Regions from separate parts of the Mus musculus genome. Here region 1 is linked to region 2. A link is a loop called in an ENCODE intact Hi-C map of the cell type or tissue named here. Cell type or tissue: heart. All regions are shown on one strand.

The links. Peaks named below come from ENCODE experiments on the same cell type or tissue, not always from the same donor. Only the 100,000 strongest peaks of a DNase experiment are listed, where the experiment ranks them.
Region 1: a loop joins it to region 2, with 5 times the contacts of the local background. A loop is called at or near these places in 10 of 42 quality-filtered maps.

What each region holds. Positions count from the first base shown.
Region 1 is chr5:4,258,496-4,266,495 of GRCm38, forward strand. No RefSeq gene overlaps it. Among named protein-coding and RNA genes, the nearest start is that of Gm40261, 11 kb to the right of the region's middle. In heart, CTCF peaks have their summits at 4,336 (motif pointing right) and 5,464; no DNase peak of the experiment used is centred here.
Region 2 is chr5:4,753,838-4,761,837 of GRCm38, forward strand. It overlaps Fzd1 (frizzled class receptor 1), which reads right to left and starts at 4,379. Exons shown (of 1, transcript NM_021457.3): 1 at 2-4,379. The coding sequence starts at 3,743. The coding sequence ends at 1,815. In heart, a CTCF peak has its summit at 4,246; DNase peaks (open chromatin) are centred at 2,514, 3,524 and 4,294; H3K4me3 peaks cover 4,996 bases; H3K27ac peaks cover 4,226 bases.

The DNA of each region.
Region 1 (8,000 bases), 500 kb before region 2:
GTAGCTCCTAATAGGCCTAGGATCCTGAGTGCTATGTGCTCTTTCCATCGCCTGCTGAGTCTCTTCTTTGTCTTGTGTTTTCTTCTTAGCAAAGTGAATATTTTGAAGGCCACTTTTAAAATTTTATTTATTATTATTTTTTATTTGGGGGGGGGGTCATTTTTCAAAGGCAGTTTTGGAATCTGCCTTAGCTGGGGTTTCGTTGCTTTGAAGACTCATCTTATAAAGGCAAACATTTAATTGGGGCAGGCTTACAGGCTTCAGAGATTCAGTCCATTATCATCATGATAAGAAGCACGGTACCTTCCGGGCAGACATGGAGCTGGAGAAGAAGCTGAGAGTTCTGAATCTTGATCTAAAAGGCCACCAGAAGGAAACTGCCTTCCACAAGAAGCCAGGAGGGGACTTCTTCTCCACTGGTCGGGACTTGAGTACTAGGATCCCTCAAAGCCTGCCTGCACAGTAATGTACTTCCTCCAACAAGGCCACACCTATCCCAACAAGGCCATACCTCCTAATAGTGCCACTTCCCATGGACCTAGTGTATTCAAGCCACCACAGCATCGCACGTCCACAGGCTATTTCTATGGGGCTGATGGCGTAGAAATGTTCAGCTTCTCATCAGAACCATACGTGTTATCTTGGAATCCCCAAGATCATCAAAGGTCAATGTGAAGTGGTGTCAAAACATCTCTAGTCATGTGAGCACAATGATGTGTCTTCCCCACAGCGTTGCGTATGTATCCATCTTGCAGTTATTTATATGAATGCTTCTTTCCCCACAAAGGTTTTTAGTATTTGATGGCTTCGTGTACTTACTTAGTGAATTTTAACTATTTTTGCCAGCCCCCATTCTCCTTCCCCATCATCCTTTCTCTCCCATTGGCCTTGTTCTTCTCAGTGAGTCTCCTTCCTACTTTCACATCTTCTTTTTGTGTGTGGCCTATTGCGTTACTTGCCTGGGAATGGGTGGGAAGTTATTCAGTGAAGAAAGGGCAACTTATCTGTGACTACACCACTAGAGAACATGACACCCCTCTCCCGACAAACATTCATAGCTGATAGTAGGGGTGGGGCTTCAGAGAACCTCCTCTCACCCATGATGAATATTTATGGGCCCGATCTTGTGTATGCTTTGTACATATCACTCTGGCTGCAGTTAGTTTGTGAGTGTACCAGCTGTGCCATGTCTAGAACACTTACTGAATCTCAAATACAAATTTCTGATGCCCAGGTATTGTCATATTGTATATCACATTTTCTGTGTACAAGCTTCTGGAGATGATGTTCCATGAATGTTTATGGGAAGACTTAAAGATCACATAGTAGGATCTACAGAGCCTGAATGCACCCCACTGTATAATCCCTGTTAGTCTGCCCAATATAACGTTCTGCAACCATACTTTTAGTGAGACTGAAAACTATCAAATTCATTGTCCTTTAGGTTAACTTCAGTTTTAACAGCTGTTCATGCTTGGTAGTTATAGTGTTAGACATGGCTTCAAATTTCCATGTATTTGAACTTGGTAATGTCTTTACATTCTGATGGAATTTTGGTCTTTCAATATGCTTATGGTTTCCAGTATGCTCTTTAAAAATATATTTAGAATTTTTAAACCACTTTTATTTATTAACATGTCTTAGCCGTACATACTGGTGGGATCTTATGTGTACTGCCCATTGTTTTTTGATGAGGAGATTGTACAGGCAGTCTTGGGAACAGAGATGGTATTTTCAGATGTCTTCCCCCATTAAGGAAGAGGCCCTTTCTGCCTCTGGGTCCTCTGAGGAGGGGCTCCTATCGATCCTTCGATATTTTCTGCAACATAGGAGAGACTTGACAAGTGAAGTTTTGAGGGTTTAGAAGTTTCTGGGTTGTGCAGTAGGGATTTCTAGAGTCTCAAGGATGTACACTTCAGGCCTATAGCAAGAAAAAAAGCTAGTAATTTCCTAAGAAAAGCAAATCTCCAGAGGAAAAGCAAGGCAGAGAAGCAGCGTTTGATAAATAGATGTGCTCTTCATACACAGTCTGGGCGTATCATCTGCAGCAAGAATCCTTAGACACTCATTGTCTTCTCGTGGAAGCTGTGTACATCACCGGCAGCCATACCTTAAGCGCTTCTTTTTCTCCTAGTTGTGAATCTTCTAAAAAAAATTTCTGCAGTTGTGAGCTTGGGGGATAAAAAAAAACAAAAAACAAACAAACAAAAAAAAACGGTCTTTTCTCTCCCCACCAGATAGCAGGAGCAAGCACTACCCAAGAAGAGAGAACCGCTGCTCATGCAGGGCGGACCTTTGTTCTCAGCGACTTCTAAGAACCTCCTTTCCCCATGCTGTGGCTTCTGCTACTCCACTCAGGAAGCCAAAAGGTTAAACAGAGAGAGCTTCAGGAGTTAAATGGCAGCCAAATGGGAGACTGAGTGGCCTGTGAACAAATAGCTGTGTGATTATGAGATTCGGGCACAAGTCCTTTCTCAGGCTATAAATAGTACTCTGAAAGTAGGGCTTATATCTTTGTGTTCTACGATAAGTAAAATAAATATTCAGAAAAGGAAAATGGGTGCAGCTCTTACCACCAATGTGATTATCAGTAACAGAAAAGCTGACTTATACACATCCTATATTTCAGGGCTGAAACTGGAATTCATAATGGATGTTATTATTTATGAAAAGACTCCAATGTGTCTACTGCTACTCAAAGAGCAGGGCCTAGCTGGGCACTGGAAGCACACACCTTTAGTCCTAGGCAGAGGCAGGTGGATCTCTGTGGGTTCGAGGCCAGCTTGGTCTACAGAGCTAGTTCCAGGACAGGACAGGCACAGTCAAGGCTACACACAGAGAAACCCTGTCTCAAAACCCAACCCAACCCAACCCAACCCAACCAACCACCAACAAAAAATAGTAGGTTCTGCCCTAAGGAGCCTGCTGGCTAAGGCTGCTCAAAACAGTTGCTATAAAGATTCCGTATTGTTTATGTACCAGACAGCTAACATTATGTTCAGAATTATACGTAAAATTCCTGTTCTTCCCACAGAGGTGGAGAGTAAGCATGGTCTGACTGCAGGGGTGAGATGATAAGAGGAAAGGAGAGTACAGAGACAGAGCTGGCCTGGCTAAGCTCACAGAGCAAGCGTGTCACTGTCTACACTGACACTTCCTCAGGGAACTCCAGTCTAGGAAGGATCATATTGGGCTCTCTCTCCCCAGCAGTCAGATACAGCTTCAGACCCTTAGGATGTAAGACAGCCTGTCTGCATAGAATGTGTAAGTGTGCAAGGAAAGATGTCGATCTAGTAAGGGCAGACAAATTAATACAGGTGACTCTGATTCCTCAAAGAATAGTTGTTGCTGCTGCTGCTGTTGTTGTTTTAAATGAATTCTTTAATCAGAATAATTTTAGACACACAAAAAGTTGCAGACAATACAGAATTTCCATACACCCCTCATCTACCTTATCTTAAATTGTTAGATTCACACTCTTGTTTTATATGAATGGGTTCTCCCTAGAGTCTTGCTTGCAATTGAGTTTGTTTTTCTACCATTCCTTTGACCTTTTCCAAAAGTTTACTACCAAGATGAGATAGCCTTCATACATAAAGGTTCAAAAGTTGAGCACTGATAATCTCTATTAAAAGTCACTGGGGAGCCATTGGGAAGAATGGGAAGATGGTCTTCTTAGGTAGTTCTTGGGGGCAGAAGTTGCTTTGTTTTCCCAGGAGCTGTGATAGTAATGCTGAGATGACAATGGACTTCATAAACGGCATTGTTTTTGAAAGCTCCTTGAAGGATCTGTGTTTCCCAGAGTTCCTGGATCCATTCCACAGTCAAAAGAAGCAAAACCAATCAGATCTACAAAAAATTGGCTGATGATGTGACTTTAAAGCTTGTGCGGAGAGAAATTTCAGCCTTGCTTACATGTAAGTAACAGTAAAGCCAGACACAGTGGCACACACTTTTAATCTCTGTACCAGGGAGGCAAAGGCAGGCAGATGTCTCAGTTCGAGGCCAGCCTGGTCCTCAGAGCAAGTACCAGGACAGCCAGGGCTACACAGAAAATCCTATCCTGAAAAACAAACCAAGACAAAAATAAAGTACCTATTAGATCAGCGTAGCGTATGGAGGAACAGTGGCACCCTAGAAGAGGACAGGCTTCCAGAGAGGACTGTGAGTGCATGGTGCTTGGTAGCGAGGTGAGATTGATAGGAATGTTAGCCTATGCTTCCATTACATTTGTTGGAGTTTTGGCATTTCTATTTTTTGATTGAGTCCTAAAGAGCTGCATTCTCCTTAAAAAAAAAATCTAATTTTGTTAATTATTTTTATTTGTAGTATGCATGTGACTGCAGTACCATCAGATGCCAGAAGATGGCATCTGACTTCCCCCCACCCCCCACACACACCTGGAGCTAGAGTAACAGGAAGTTGTGAGCTCTCCTGCATCCATGATGGGACCTGGGACCTAAGCTTGGGTCCCCTAGAAAAGCAGCACAGCTCTTTACTATCTCTCTAGTCCCTGTTGGCATTTATTGTTAGGGTAACTAAAGGAACCAAACAGAAAATGTCACTATCTGGTGACTTTTTACCTGTAAGAAGCACACTTTCAATTGATCCAAAAGTAAAACTCAGTAAACTGTATTTAATTAGCTCCAAAAATTTAATTTGGTAGTACATTTGATTTTTCTTGTTTATGAATGTTGATGTAAAAAACAACTAGTCTTAAGAATAGCAACATGTAATAGAAAAATTCAAGTGACAATGGTTATGAGAAAATCCTATAATAGCAAACAAGTAGGTAGGTCCTTGATGGACTGCTGTGGGCAAACTTTTGCTGTAAGTTAGACATGGCAGCCTTTCATTACAGCAGTAAGCCAGATGTTATACCCTTGCATTGCCATGTGGCACCCTTGCATTGTAGCTGTAAACCAGGTGTGGCACCCTTGTATTACAGCTGTAAGCCAGATGTGGCCCCCTTGTATTACAGCTGTAAGCCAGATGTGGCACCCTTGTATTACAGCTGTAAGCCAGATGTGGCACCCTTGCATTGTAGCTGTAAGCCAGGTGTGGTATCCTTGCATTGTAGCTGTAAACCAGGTGTGGTATCCTTGCATTGTAGCTGTAAGCCAGGTGTGGTATCCTTGCATTGTAGCTGTAAGCCAGGTGTGGCATCCTTGCATTGTAGCTATAAGCCAGATGTGGCACTCTCACATTGTAGTTGTTGGCCAGACGTGGTAGCACCCTTGTATTGTAGCTGTAAGCCAGATGTGGCACCCTTGCATTGCAGCTGTAAGCCAGACGTGGCATCCGTGTACTGCATGCAGCTGCTTTGTATTTTCTTCCCAGGACTAAGCTGGTTCTGTGTTTTGATTTTACAGGTCGTAGCAAGCAGCATCTTTCTCCACAGATCTAACACACCTCAACCATTCTCATCATTGTTCATCCCAAACCTTCAGATCTGCTTTTCAGCCATGAGGTGGCATCATATCACATTTTATGCTGAAGAAGCAGCCAGCCTTTCTGCTCACTGAAGTGATTAATGTTCTGCACATGTCATAAGTCATGGGCATAACATATTGGAATTTGAAGTTTATAAGCAAATATTCGGAGCTGGCATGTCTATATAGGAGCTTAACCTTTTTCTTGTATTTGATCATTTTATATTATGACTAAGATGTTAACAACAGAACAAATTATTACTAGATTAACTAATACTATGCTTTACCTTGTTAAAATATGCAAGGCAGTATCTTGCATGTATAGAAGCGACGCAAAATATTCATTGCATGATTAAATTAAAATATTCCTTTAATAGGCCTTCCCCTCTGGAATTAATTTTCTCATTTGTCAAGTTGAATTTGCAGCATACTTTTATTGCTATGACCCATTTCTTGCCAGGATAAGAAGCTTATTTCATGAAAAAGTTAACCTCAACAGAACACATTTAATTTCTCCACTACGCTTTAAAAATACATTACTTTCTTATATACCACTTTTCTTTACTTAATTAGAAATGTCCAGAACTTGAAAATTGCATAAACCTGCTGGCTTACTTTCTTTAATTGCTTGATTAAAAACTCTGGCTCAGTTTTGAAAACCAGAGTAAAATTTGTTTCATTTTTTTTCTCTGCAGAAACATTTTGTACCTTGTAGAAAACATTGTAAGTGTTCTCCGTATAAAACTGTTCTTTCTTCAGATGAAATGATTTTGTTCTTGAAACTCTTTATAGTTTTGTGGGGAGTCTGTGCCTCTTCCCTGTGGGGAATACTCCCACAAAGCATGCTGTAGGGCACCTTAGAAATCTTGTTAGCAATCTGGAGATGGAAGCATAAAACTTCAATCTCAATGTTTCTCTAGTTGGCAACATCTTGGAGTCCTTGAGTCTTACAACTGAGTGTGTATGATGCCAATGCAACAGATTAAAAACTGAAGAAATGCTAACCATGCAGAAAACAGTGATAATTTTACATTGACACACCAGCTAGAAAGATGCTTCTATTCGATTGGTTTACTTGACTCAATGAGTTGAAGTTTGGCTGTACTGTAACAGGCAGTAAATCTCCCTTTGGTCCTGGGTGGAGCTTTGCTTTAAAAAGAATCAAATTATATTTCTCTGTTATCAATAATGTGGGCAGTTAACCTTACACTTCTTTCTCATTGACCAAATAAAATCCTAACAGAAACCAACTAACTCTGCGGAGTACCGTGAGGGACTATCAGAGGACGAAGGCTGATGATGTCACCACCTGAGAGCCGATGGTCTCAGAGAGAAATGCAGGAGACATAGCCAGCCCCGTGTTGTTTCACAGCGTTCAAACAATAGACTAAGTCCTGGTAGTCCTTATGATCTATTTCTAGGAGCATGAGTGAACCACATTAAATTGTTACTATTGAAGCCCAATAGTGAGTGGTCTAATGTCGAGGATGGGATGGTAGAAGTCATGGAGAACATCTCGGGAATAGCAAAGCACTTAGCCTGTATCAGAGAGAGTGGAGGCAAGAAAGGTAGTGTAGCCAAAATGTGGGTGGGAGAGCGCAAAGTGGGTGGAACCTCTTTACTTACCGTAGTAAGATTTATGGATTTTTAACTATGAGGCAAAGCAAGGGAAAAAAAAACAAAAAGAGCTTCAAGCAGGGCAACTACTTGTCTCATTACATTAAAGACAAAATGATTGCTTTGGTTTATCAACAGTGGAATGCATGGTGTATAAAGCAAAAGAATGTTAGACAGCATCCAGAATGGGTTATTTGCTGCTATATGAAACATGTTGATTCAAATAGGAGGTTGAATGAAAATAGCTAAACGCGCAAAGAACATATTGTGTGAGCCCATTTATGAGAATAGAGTACCGCTGAACTATGTCCTAACTACAGGGCGGTGTTCAGTGTGTGAATGTTCACCGAGCTGTTCAACCATGATCTGCTTGCTTTGATGTGCATTGATTATTGGAGCAGGTCGGTGGCTGAGTGAGGATAAGTAGATACATCTTAGATATGCTGTGAACCAGTGTGAAATACTAGTAGTAGATGGGCTCCTAAGAAATTCTTAATATTTGATCACTATTGGTTTCAGTGCAATTTTACATGGTTCACCTTCCTAGGAATAGGAATGGATAACAAGGACTCGATTGCTTCTTCATTAAATATGACAACTCTGTGTGCGCGCATGCGTGTGTACTAGGTTCAACGGTGGCGTGTGTCACCATATTATTTATATATGAATAATGAATATTTAGCCTAATGAATATTTAGACTAAGACCTTGGGATTTCACTTGAGGATGGACGCTGAGCTTTTGGGGACTCCACTCCCTTATACTAGCTATATTGCTTTCTCTATCATGAGTTATTTAGAGCTTTTTCTCACACTTGACTAATAATGTAAGATTCATGTGTTAGAATGGTTTTTAATGTAACTGACTAGGTAACATACTACTAGTGTGTTCTGATTGACTATGAAAATTATAGCAGTGACAATCAAAAGGCCTCTCTGATTTTAAAACTTAG
Region 2 (8,000 bases):
ATGTAATTTTGTACAAAACTTTCATTTTTTTATTTGCGAAATTAAAAATATGGCATTTTATATATATAAACTTCTATTCCTCTATAAATATAGATGATCTCATGGTGGTGAGAATAATAATAACAATAATAACAATAATAATGCATACCAAATCCAAAAACCAATGTCATTTTAGGGTATGACAGACATAGATAAATTTAGGTCCTATGTATGTATCGGCATTTGTGATAAACTCTTAAGGTTTAAACACTACAATCAGGAGGACTGCTTTTCTCCTCTTCTTCATCCATAACTAAAGTGAGTATTTTTAAATGGCTTTGAGAGATTTACATTTGACACACTGCCGTAAATCCAGACAGGAGCACACAAGATGGGATGCAGTAGGAATGGACACACTTCCCCTTCAGCATGCATGCCTAGGTCGTGTTTGTCTCTCTCACCCATCCGTCAGTCCACCGCCTCTGTCTTCGGAAGTCCAACCAGGCTTTCTGCGGGGGTGTGACTGTTTCTCCCTCAGAATGTGCTGCTGAGGAGTAAGCAAAGTGTATTGTTGATTGTGTACAACTTTTAGATTGCAAAGACACATCTAATTGCAGTTTGGCTAAAACCAGAAAACAGCGTTTCACTTGGAGTAACTCCACTTCACTGAAATCTCCTTAGGTTTCCATACTCTGTGTATGTTCTACTATCCTGTTAAGGAAGGTAAACCATTCCTTCACCAAGCTTCCCAGGCAACCTCGAGGTCTGCATTTCATAGAAGGGTAAAATCTAGAAGCAGGCAGCATCACAGGGGGAAGAAAGTAGGTTGCCAGACATCAGAATGCAATTAGAACTAATGTTTTATAACCTCTCTCTTTAGCCTCTCCCAACCCACAAAGCTTGCTGCTCTTTCCATGATGATGACCAGACCCAGAGCAAGTTCCAGATACTAGAGAGTAAAAATGAGCTCATCCATAAAAAGTCAGACTCTCCAAAGTTCGCTATCGGTCGGTTACTGCACTCCCTCTGAACAACTTAGGTGCAAGGAGAAAGACACTGGGCAAGGGACACCGGGGTACAGGGAGGCTGGGTCAACTGGCAGAGCCCATACTGGGGTCCTCTAATAAAGCTGGAAGGTGGATCTCAAATAAGCAGCATCAGGAAGTCACAGGGACAGCCATCCACACTCTACCGCTGAAAAGGGGAGGATCTGGAATGGGCGGGGCCCACCTCGGGATCTGGAAGCTTTACAGAGTTCTGCACCTTAAAATTTCCCACTGCAAGCAAGGAAGGGGAGGGGCGGGAGATGCTGAAGGAAATGACCCTGGAGAGGCAGGCCCATGCTCCCTTGACAAAGATGAGGGCACAGGGCAAAGCACTTAGTCAAGTGTGCTCTGTTTTACCTCCTCTGCAATCTGCAGAAAAGGGCAAGTGAGAAAAGCTCCAAATACGTAAATTGCCCTAAATAATTAAACATTTTTAAAAAGAAAAAAAAACTGCGTGTTCGATAGTCTTTAAATACAAATATACGTACAAAAATCTTACACAGGCTATTTACAATCATAAAAGCGTACAATCCTGGTATCAGAGAGGGCTAGAGAGATCGGTCCACACGCACATACACATACACCTCGATCAGTTGGGCCCTCTCGTTCCTTTACCCCAGGGACGGAAGCTTTTGCAGAACCTGTGCTGTTTGTTGGGAAAGGGGCCTGCAAAAGTCAGTGGCTGGCGAGGAAGCCTGGAGTGGCCAGGCTTGGCAGGAATTCCTTGGGGCCAGCTTCCAGGCGATGGCTAGGATCAGGCCAAAAAAGGGTAAGGTAAGAGTCTGGGTTTCAGACGGTAGTCTCCCCCTGTTTGCTGTTGGTAAGCCTCGTGTAGAACTTCCTCCAGGAATTCAGTGTCTTGCCGGACCAGATCCAGAAGCCCGATGTGATGCCCACAATCAGCGTCATGAGATACTTGATCATGAAGACTGTAAAGTCTGGGCTCATGGGCGGGTGTGGTGGGACTCCTCCACCTCCCTGGAGGTGAGGGCAAGGGATGGCATAACTCTTGCAGCTCTGGGCCACCCAGCTGCGCTCCCACTGGTCCCGAAAGGCCTGTTCATAGAAGTAGCAGGCGATGACGATGGTGGCCGGCACAGTGTAGAGGACACTGAAGACTCCGATGCGCACCATGAGCTTCTCCAGCTTCTCTGTCTTGGTGCCGTCATGCTTCATGATGGTGCGGATGCGGAAGAGTGACACGAAACCGGCCAGCAGGAAAGAAGTGCCAATGAACAGATAAACGAAGAGAGGCGCCAGCACAAAGCCACGCAGTGCGTCCACGTTGTTGAGCCCCACAAAACACACTCCGCTCAGTACGTCGCCATCCACCTGGCCCAACGCCAAGATGGTTATAGTTTTGATGGCTGGCACAGCCCAGGCGGCTAAATGGAAATACTGTGAGTTGGCCTCGATGGCTTCGTGGCCCCACTTCATGCCGGCTGCCAGGAACCAGGTGAGGGACAGGATCACCCACCAGATGGAGCTGGCCATGCTGAAGAAGTAGAGCATCATAAAGAGTATAGTGCAGCCTTCTTTCTTAGTGCCCTGCGCCACCGTGCGCGCCCCGTCCTCTGCAAACTTGTCGTTGCACACCACCCGGTCCTCCAACAGAAAGCCAGCGATGTAGGCCACCGCCACCGCTGTGTAACAGCCGGACAGGAAAATGATGGGCCGTTCCGGGTAGCTGAAGCGCCGCATGTCCACTAGGTACGTGAGCACCGTGAAGAGCGTGGAGGCGCAGCACAGCACGGACCAGATGCCTATCCAGGTGCGCGAGAAGCGCAGCTCCTCTGGCCCGAAGTACATGAGCCCGTAAACCTTGGTGGGTTCGCAGGGTGCGCCGCAGTCCTTCTCCCCCAGAAAGTGGTAGTTGAGGTAGGAGGGCACCCTGAGGGCGCGCGGGCAGGAGAACTTTCCCCGCTCCACCGTCCCGGCACCCCCCGGGTAGCCGCCGCGGTAACCACCGCCGCCGTGCTGCGGATTACTGGTCCAGAACTCTGGTAGCAAGGAGGGAGTTGGGGTGCCTTTGTCGGACGTGTTCTGGCCCACGCACAGCTCTCCTGCGCCGTGCACCGGGAACTTCTCGCACTTGAGTGTGTCTGGCCACTGGAAGCCGAACTTGTTCATGAGCGCCTCGCAGCCCTGGCGTGCGCGCTCGCACAGGGAGCGGCAGGGCGGTAGCGCCTGCTCCAGTACGGTGCACACAGGCGCGTACATGGAGCACAGGAAGAACTTGAGCTCGGCGGAGCACTGCACCTTCACCAGAGGGTAGAACTGGTGCACCTCCAGACCGGCGTCCTCCTGATTCGTGTGGCCCAGCAGGTTGGGCATGATGGTCTGGTTGTACGCGATGTCCGTGCACAGCGGGATGGAGATGGGCTGGCAGTAGCCGTGGTCCGGGATGGAGATGCCCCGTTCGCCGTTGTACTGCTGCCCGCTCTGCTGGGGCTGGGGCGGCGGCGGGGCTTGCTGGCCCGGCCCGGATACCTGGCCCGCCGCCTGCGCTCGGACCCCCAAAAGCAGAGGAGCCTCCAGCAACCAAAGCAGCAGCAGCAGCCCGCTAGCCCAACGCCGGGGATCAGCCCGGGGGCGGCGGTGGCTGGCCGTGTCCTCGTGCCCCACCTCCTCCCGCCGGCCCGGGAGTGCTTCGGCACAAAGTTCCAAGCTCAGCCGGCCGGCGGCCCGGGACTCGCTAGGCGCCGCCTCCTCAGCCATACTTTTTCGGCTCCCTCCTCGGCGCGGATTGACTGGGACGGGCAGCGGCGCGGCGGGTGGTGGCTCCCACTGTGATCCGGGAGAGCTGGTCGCCCGTGCCCTCCGTCGGGGTGCGGCCGCTCTCTGCCCGCTCCCCGGGATTCTGCTCCGCGTCCCGCAGCCGCCGCCGCCGCCGCGGAAACTTGCGGTTCATGAAGCGCGGGCGGCGAGGAGAGCAAGAGTGGTCCAGGCGCGCCGGGGTCGCGTCCCTCTTCCCTGGCCCGCGGCAGGCTGTGGCTCTTGTCAGGCGGCGCCGCGTTAGTGGTCGCAGCCGGGCAGAGGAGCGCCCAACTCTCGGCAGCCTAGCCGCCCTGGGTCCCCCCTGCGCCTCCGCCTCCTCCTTCTCCGCCGCCGCCTGACCATTTGTGTCAATCCCTCAACTCGCAGCCTCTGCTCTCCCTCGCGCGCCCTCCAACGGGTTTCTAGGCGCCCCCCAGTCTGTCTTTCACCGGGAGGGAGGAGCCTTGAAACCGACGCGGAGCTGGCGGCTCAGGGACCGTCGCCCAATCGCAGCACCCGCTTCACAGCGCAAAGGGAGCCCTTTCCCTCCGAGCCCGGACTGGAGCCCGCAGCAGACCGGAGGAGGTGGAGGAAGTAGTGGTGGCGGTGGCAGAGACTCCGCTCCGGCACAAAGAGTAGCTATGAAGCCGGACAGGCTAGGTCGCTTTTGCTTTTGCAGAAGAAAGGGCGAGGACAAGTAAGAGAATGGTCCCATATGCGGCAGGAGATAATGAATAGGAGTCGGCTGGCCGCGGGGATTTAGCTCTGTCTTGCTTTTTATCTGTCTTCATATTTTATAATCCTACCCTCGACTCTCTGGTCACAGACTGCTACTTTGAGTGCTGCGTTCTGATTGCGTGCCCCTGACTTGAGAGTCGGGTTTCCTTTGAATTTAAGTCTGTCGAGGTTTTGTTTAAACTATGACTCCAATAAACCGTGGAGCTCACAGACTGGCCTTGGTGGACTTTGGACGCGCCATTTCCCCCGATCGCTGTCAAATGAAAGCAAAACGCAAAGTTTGGTGGGATGTAAATTGTAAACCCAGATGCTCCTGTGAGTAGTATGCGTCGTGTAGTCAAACTTTCCCCCTTCTCTTTAATGGTATCAGAAACAGAAGTAAAGGAAAACAGAAGCTATTCATTAAATGCTGGAGGAAAACCGGCTTGAGAACCAACGCATTGGGTGCTCCAGCGTGAGACACGGGAGCCATACATCCAGACAGGAGGATCAATCTGGGACCATTTGAGGGCCGCTTCTAAACACTGGGGACCCTGCAGGGTCTGTTGGGAACTTCTGAGGCCTGGGTCATTTAAGTTCCTCCTCAGTGGAAGTAGTCAAAGCTGAAGCTATTAGTTTGAAGGACAAAACACATGACCAAAGTGAGTCTGAAAGACCAAGCACAGTCAGTCAGTCGACTCAAACCAGGATAATCAACCTCAGCAGACACACATGCTTGTTCTTGCAAGTTTATTTTCAAGAACTTGTGTGAGTCGGATTTATCAATAAAGTGCTATTATGTTTTATTAATTCTATCAAGAGTCCCCCCCCCCTTCGATTAGACTTATCTCACGAGACTGTTCCCGAATTATTTTCTATCTTCTTTTATACAGATTCACTTTTCATTAGATATTATCTCACGAGACTGTTCCCGAATTATTTTCTATCTTCTTTTATACAGATTCACTTTTCATTAGATATTTACCAAGCATCCATGATACAGTGAGCACTGTCTCAGGAGGTAGGGAGCACAGAGGAAGCCCTGGCACATATTTAAAGGAGGGCATAGTACAGTGGGCACAGGAACGTCACCAGTGATGGCAGTGCCCACCCATTCTCAAAAGGGACGCAAGGGAAGTAAATGACCTGCTAACACGGGAGATGAGGAATGGGAGGGGTCATCGGAGAAATAGATGCAAAATGCAAAAGAGAAAAGCACAAAACAGAAAACAAAACAAAAAGGCAACAAACAAACAAACCCCTCAAGTTTCTGAGGGGCAGGCAAGGAGAACATGCCCTGGTCATGACAGGAAAGAAAGGGCTCTTTAGCTGGTACAAAATATCATGAACCAAACTGTTCAAACAATAGATAGCTAGTGCAGGTGGCTTTCCCCCACAGAAGCGGGAAGTGGTTCCAGGGCGACTGAAAGAGGGAGCAGGACTCAGGCTCGCGTGGAGAAACATCAACATTCCGATACACTGTACAGATCACCACTCAAGATGAGGCTTGTCTACATCCGGGCAGGCCCCGTGAAGCTCGTTGGTGTCCGAGGGAACCTGCAGTCATACCAATACCTATTAAATCAGAATGGCAGGTACTTGTCTCCTAGATACATTATCATTATATTTTTTAATGTTCATAGAAGCTGTAATGTTCACGGTAAAGCGTGTTTTGAGTCTTCGTGTAAACATTACTGTCCCCCTGCCTCAACCTTTTGAGTAGCTGGGACCTCAGGTACACACCACTATGTCTAGCTTGCTTTAAAGTATTTTTGAAGAAAAAAAATTAATTACTAGCAGTTTTTAAGACCAACAGGTAGTAACTACAATCGAGTAACAAATATTTGTTACTGTGCTGCGCTGAATGTAACTCGTGACACATTTTGATGGTAGACAGGAGGTGAGATCCTCTCTGGGGTTTTTTGAACACTCATACTAATTGTTCATCTTACCTTCCCAATAGCATCCTGCTGTCCATAGGCTCCCAGGGACAACGTGTCACACCGTCCACGCTGATATTTATTCATCTCTTAGGCTCTTTACTAAGCCACCTCTCTCTTCTTAGACATCTCTTATAAAGACTTATGTGTCTCAAGCGTCATTCTCTGAAGGTCCTTTAGCTGACCATGCTAGGTGAGAAGTGGATTTATTCTAATGTATTAACATCCAAGAAGCATCACCGAGCATTTACCACCAATGTCAGCCTCACCTTCTCCTCAAAGGGACAGGGCAAAGGACAGAATGGTATAGAAGGCTCGGTTCTGCTTCAGAGTGAGGAACTTCGTTCTGTTTCAGAAGCTGTCCTAATGAATTTTCAGAACTTTCATCTCCCACCTAGTGATGAGATTTGCTAGAAAGGAGGCTGAGAATGGCAAGCAAGGCTTTTTCTCGGCAGGGAAAACAGGCAGTTCTTATTATACCTGGAACCCGAGGCTGCCATCAAGCCAAACATACCATCTAGAAACTAGGTTTTTCTCCAGCTCAAAATGGAGAGCACTAGGTTTAGATACATTAAGGGAGATGCATGCTTCGGGTTCATGGCTTGTTTGGCTTGGGTTTCATCAGTTGCTGTAGTGTTTCATGTAACTATAATTCTTGGCATTATTTTTAAAGCCAGTTTCCTATAGATTCTTTCCCTAAATAGATCACATTGAAAAGACCATGTAAAATTTGAAAAGAAATCATTTTCTGACAGTTGTCTTTCAATATTAAGTCCATTAAAGTAGATTTCCTCTTTATTTGTTGTGCCAATACAGCATTTCATTTATTAAGCAGATGTGACACAGAAAATGTTACTAAAGTAAAATAAATATATTAAACACTTAAAGAAAACAATCAACCAGTAAGTGGTGCACCATGACCACCAGCACCAACTCACATTATCAAAAAAGTCCATTGGGGTGGTGTTATAGGCAGCAGGAGGAAGAATAATCAGAGAAGAAACCTGAGCACTGTATCTAAGACATCATTTTCTGAGGATGTGTAAAACCTTGAGATTCACAGATTAAAAGTTATTAAATTAAGCCAGGTAGTGGTGGTGCGCACCTTTAATCCTAGCACTCAGGAGGCAGAGGCAGGTGGATCTCTGTGAGTTTGAAGCCAGCCTGGTCTTCAGAGAGAGTTGCAAGACAGCCAGGGTTACAAGGAGAAACTCTATCTTGAAAAACAAACAAATAAAAAAAAGTATTTACTAAGTTAGTATGAACTGTTATCCACTTGGTAGTAACACAACTCAATTTATCCAACATAAAATAATAAACATAATTTGATTTCTCCTTACTATTGCTTATTGATTTGTCAAGCATCAGAATCAGCTAAAATATTCTTTTTATTCCAAAGCAAAATGTTTTTATCAGAACTTTCTTAAATAGTATGAAAGTTGTCAAATGATTATGCCACTTGAATGAGGACAGTAAGTTACTAGTGGTTGAGATCTGGGTTCGGTTGCATACAGTTTCCTACGTGAGGACTCAAGCTTGGAGACCACTCAGGGGACTCATG